Regions from separate parts of the Homo sapiens genome. Here region 2 is linked to region 1. Evidence: chromatin loops called from intact Hi-C (ENCODE). Cell type or tissue: pancreas. All regions are shown on one strand.

Region 1 (2,500 bases):
CCTCTCTAAGCGTGTGCAGGAGACAGTGGAGCAGGTGCCTCACTGGACAAGTGGCACAGCCAAGGAGGGGTGCTGGCAGGAGCCGATGAAGCACAGCTGGCAGCAGGAAGGAGCGCGCTGTTGGGGGCTCTTGTCTTTTCTAGCTATGATCCCAGTGCGGTTCACAGCAGGTCCCCAAAGCTGTTCCTTCTCCCCATTCTTCGCCCGCCTCTCCCCACCCACTCACTTAGGCTTCAAGTGCCTCACCGCAGCCTTGCCGCCACCTTTATTGGGCACTCAGCCCTGAGGCTCTACACACACGCGCCGGGGGATGGGAGGGGATGGGGTGTCACTCGGGGCAGGGACCCTCTGGCGGGAGGACGGGTGGCTGGTGATAAGAGCATGGCCCCGGGGCCCGGCGCCTTGGCCCCCGGAACGCTCTGTGACCCTCGCAGCTGACCTGGCCTAAGGGCGTGCAGAGTCGTGACCTGGACCACCCGTGGGTGAACTGGCTCCCCAAGTTCTGGGCTCACTTGGGGGCATTGAAGGGCACGGCCCGCTGGTTCATGGGGTTGTCAGGAGAGCGGAGCCACTCCTTCTTGAGCAGCTGTTTCAGCTGCGACAGCCGCATGTTGGGGTTCTCTTGTTTGAGCCGCGGCAGCTGGGCTTCCTCAAAGGCTGTGAAGGCTGCCCGCATGCGTCTTTCTGGGTGCCGGTCGGCCGCCTCCTCCGCCACGCTGGGGGTGGACATGAGCGTCAGGGGGCCTTGGGCGCAGCCTTGCCCCGAAAAGCCCGGCCCCGCCCCCAGGTAGCCCCGCCCCCGATGACCAGCTCCACCCCTGGGAAAGCCCCAGGCCCCGCCCCGTTACCTGAGCACTGCAATGGCGTCCTCGATGGTGCGCGCCTCCACGCTGCCCTCCTCCAGCACGCGGCGGTTCACGTTCTCCTCCAGCGGCACCTCCAGATGGCTCTTGGCTTTCTCGGCTGGGCGGGTGGGTGGGTGACAGAGACAGAGAGAGATAAGCAAAGATGCACAGTTCCAAGGAGATGAGATAGAGACTGGCAAGAGAAGCTAGGGGCGGGAGGAAGGCGGGAGAGATGAGGGGGGATGGAATCGCGACTTCAGCTGATAAGCCCTCTTGGGACAGGTCCCACCCTCCCGGCGCCCAGTTCTCTGCCTTACTTTCCGGCAGCCCTGCAAACAAGAGGACCCCGCGGGGCACAAGCCCTGAGGTTGTCTGCTCACGGCCAGGCCTACCAGGAGGCGGCCTACCCACCCACCCTGCACCACGTGGAGCCCCGGCAGCTTCTCTGGGGGCCAGGAGGGGGCTAATGGACTCAAGGTCCACTGCCTCTGCAGTGGGCAAAAGTGCAGCTCCAGAGCGGGATGCCGCCCGACCTGTGTCCGGGGCCTCCCTGAGCTGATGGTCTCGGCGCAGCGTGTCCTCGATCTGGGCCCGGGTGACCTTGCTGGACGTGGCCACCCGCGGCGCCTTGCCGCCCTTGAGCTTGGAGTCCTCCTCCTCCAGTAGGCGCTGCGTCTCCTTCTTACGTTCCAGCTGGTCGAGGCGCCGCTTCTCCTTCTCCTCCTGCGGGGGCGGCGTGCATGGTCAGGCAGAAGACCCCACACCCCCGCGCCACCCACTAGCCTGGGGTTCGAGTTTTCATCTCAGCCAACGAGGATTTAGGCTCTGTGCTGGGTGCAGGGGACATACCAGGAACAAGATAGGTCCCGGTGCTGCCCTGGGCGGGGGATGTGAGGCCAACAGGGGAACCTTGGACAGGGCGGGTGGGTGGCTCTTGAAGAAGTGACGCTCCTAGGTGCGAAGAGCGCCGGCCAAGGGGGAGAGCTGGGGAACAGGAGCGTCCTTAGCAGCAGGGCTACCAGTGCAAAGGCGCCGAGGCAGGAGCCATTTGTTGTAACAGGAACAGCTTGGAGGCTGGAGTGGGAGTGAAGCGGGAGGGGGAAGAGGCCGGGAGGGAGACGGCTGGGCCATGCGGAGCCTCTGGGGGCCAGGGAGGGGTTCATGTTGGATTCTAAGAGCCGTGGGAGGCCTGGACCCGTTTCAGGCTAGGGCAGGGGCTCTGCCCTTATGAGTCGGGCAGCACTGTCCACGTTTCCCTGCCGTGGGTCACTGAGGCTGAAACTGATTCCACATCGGCCGCCCAGGGAAGCCCTGATGCTGGCTGGATGAGGGACATCTGGGCTACGGGACTTGCCCTTGCCCTGGCCTGCACGGACCCCAGGGGGCCGAGCAAGCCCACGGTTTATATGCAGTGCTGCTGGAAGCTCAGGGCAGTACTCTGCCCACTGCCTGGCACTCCTGCAGGGCCCTGGTCTCGGACACCCCTGCCTGCCCCCTCACTGCCTGAGACTCCACCATCTGACTCTCACACCTTCAGCCTTCCCAGGGACGATCCCCACACCTGCAGTGTCCCCCTGGGACACTACCACTGCATCTCCAGATAGATTTGACAGAAGGGAATGTCGCAGAATAGGGGTGGACGCACCTAAGGACAC
Region 2 (2,500 bases), 120 kb before region 1:
CAAAACTCAGCTCAAAAGTTCCCTCCTCCAGCAAGACTTCTCTGCCTCCTTCTGGCCATGCCCTTGTTTACAACTGTCCCTTCTCCCTGGTCTGACACTGCGGGGTTGGGGTAGATGTGTCAAGGTATCTGGGGGCTCTTGGGGAGGAGGAAGATGCAGGAATCTGTTCATTGAGCGACAAATAAATGAATGCAAAAATAAGGAGGACACAGGCAAAACCCGGTGTGGTGGCTCACACCTGTAATCCCAGCACTTTGGGAGGCTGAGGCTGGAGGATTGCTTGAGCCGAGGAGTTCAAGACCAGCCTGGGCAACATGGTGAGACCTCATCTCTACAAAAAATATTTTTAAAATAGTGGGGTGTGGTGGTGCACACCTGTAGTCTCAGCTGCTCAGGAGGCTGAGGTGGGAGGATGGCTTGAGACCAGGAGTTCAAGGTTGCAGTGAGCCGTGACTGCACCACTGCACTCTGGCCTGGGCGACGGAGCAAGACCCTGTCTCAAAAAAAAAAAAAAAAAAAAAAAAAAAAAAAAAAATAGAAGAAGAAGAAGGAGAAGAAAGAAGAAGAAGAGGAAGAGGAATAGAAGAAGAGGGAGGAGGAGGAGGAGGAGGAGGAAGAGAACAACACAGGCTCTGTTGTCGGGTGCATGGTTATAAGAGATTCAGAGATCAAATGATCCCTGTTCATGCCACGGTGTCCTTTCAGTTCCAAGAGAACCAACTGGAACCCAGAGAACAAAAGAGTCAGGGTTGGTGGGGGGCAGGCAGGCCTGGGTCCAGGGGCAGCCACATGTGCCCTATGTGCAGGCTCCTGGAATTACAGAGTCTTTTTTTATCTTTTTGAGACAGATTTTCCCTCTTATTGCCGAGGCTGGAATGCAATGATGCGATCTCGGCTCACTGCAACCTCCGCCTCCCGAGTTCAAGCGATTCTTCTGTCTCACCCTCCCAAGTAGCTGGGATTACCGGCGCACACCACCACGCCCAGCTAATTTTTGTGTTTTTAGTAGAGACAGGTTTCATCATATTGGTCAGGCTGGTCTCGAACTCCTGACCTCAGGTGATCAGCCCACGTTGGCCTCCCAAAGTGCTGGGATAACAGTCATGAGTCACTGTGCCCGGCCTGGAATTACAGAGTCTTGAACACTTCCTGCATGCCAGGCCTTTATTTCTTGACAGCTACCGGGCAGGTGGGTTCTGTGGTCTCCCAGTGAGAAGCCCGTGGCATGTGCACCAGGATCAGCAGCAAGTTCATGGAGAAACCAGGCCCTCCTAGCTCCTTCCCTGAGGAAGAGGCAGGAGGTAGCCCTCTGCCAACCCACGCTCTCCCACCTCAGAAGTGCAGGTTTCTGATTGGCTCATCTTCTTCGCCTCCCTGGGGAGCTTCCTGAGCATCCTTCTCGTGGGCGTCCTTGGCTACCTTGGCCTGAACAGGTAACTGACACCTCTTACCGTTACCATAGCGATGGTAATGATGCTGGGCAGGGGAGCCCTAAAGTGGAGCTTAGCCCGCAGATTGGGTCCTTGGCTTTGCCCAGGAAATAATTCAAGGGCAAGCCAGAGGTAGAAGAAAACAGCTTTATTGAAGCAGCAGTTATAGCTCCGTGACTGCCTCTGCAGAGCAGGGCTTCCCTGTAGGCGGAGAGTAGCCGCTGAGAGCGGTTTTGCAGTCAGATTTATACTTACTTTTAATTGCATGCAGATTAAGGGGGGCAGTTTATGCAAAATTTCTTTCTTTTTTTTTTCTTTTTTGAGATGGAGTCTTACTCTGTTACCCAGGCTAGAGTGCAGTGGCACGATCTTGGCTTATTGCAACCTCCCCCTCCCGGGTTCAAGCCATTCTCCTGTCTCAGCCTCCCAAGTAGCTGGGACTACAGGTGCGTGCCATCACACCCAGCTATTTATTTTGTATTTTCAGTAGAGATAGGGTTTCACCATGTTGGCCAGGCTGGTCTTGAACTCCTGACCTCAGGTGATCCTATGCAGAAATTTCTAGGGAAGGGATAGTAACTTTTGGGTCCTTGGTCATTCCCATGGAAAGGGGCGGTGACACTGGTGGGCATGTCTGATTGAAAGCTGCTTTCAAGCCGGGCACGGTGGCTCACTCCTGTAATCCCAGCACTTTGGGAGGCTGAGGCAGGCAGATCGCTTTAGGCCAGGAGTTGGACACCAGCCTGGCCAACATGGCGAAACCTCTCTCTACCAAAACTACAAAAATTAGCCGGGTGTGGTGGCACACGTTTGTAATCTCAGCTACTCAGGAGGCTGAGTCAGGAGAATCGATTGAACCCAGGAGGCAGAGGTTGCAGTGAGCCGAGATCGCGCCACTGCACTCCAGCCTGGGCAACAGAGCAAGACTCCGTCTCCAAAAAAAAAAAAAACCTCAGCTCCTCTCACTGGTCCCCTTTCCTCCCCAGGGCCGCACGGCACCTGTGCCCGCCGCTGCCCACACCCTGTGCCAGCTCCGCCATTGAGTTCCCTGGAGGGAAGGAGGTAAGGAT

What was found. A loop is a pair of places that touch in the nucleus more often than their neighbours do. Peaks named below come from ENCODE experiments on the same cell type or tissue, not always from the same donor. Only the 100,000 strongest peaks of a DNase experiment are listed, where the experiment ranks them.
Region 2: it touches region 1 in a loop (4-fold over the local background); 70 of 110 quality-filtered maps call a loop at or near these places.

Annotation. Positions count from the first base shown.
Region 1 is chr19:17,941,724-17,944,223 of GRCh38, reverse strand. It overlaps CCDC124 (coiled-coil domain containing 124), which reads right to left. Exons shown (of 5, transcript NM_001136203.2): 3 at 1,379-1,568; 4 at 849-963; 5 at 239-716. The coding sequence ends at 509. Among named protein-coding and RNA genes, the nearest start is that of CCDC124, 10 kb to the right of the region's middle. In pancreas, no CTCF peak of the experiment used is centred here; DNase peaks (open chromatin) are centred at 479 and 1,443.
Region 2 is chr19:18,061,114-18,063,613 of GRCh38, reverse strand. It overlaps IL12RB1 (interleukin 12 receptor subunit beta 1), which reads left to right. Exons shown (of 17, transcript NM_005535.3): 14 at 1,337-1,433; 15 at 2,417-2,492. Among named protein-coding and RNA genes, the nearest start is that of IL12RB1, 25 kb to the left of the region's middle. In pancreas, no CTCF peak of the experiment used is centred here; no DNase peak of the experiment used is centred here.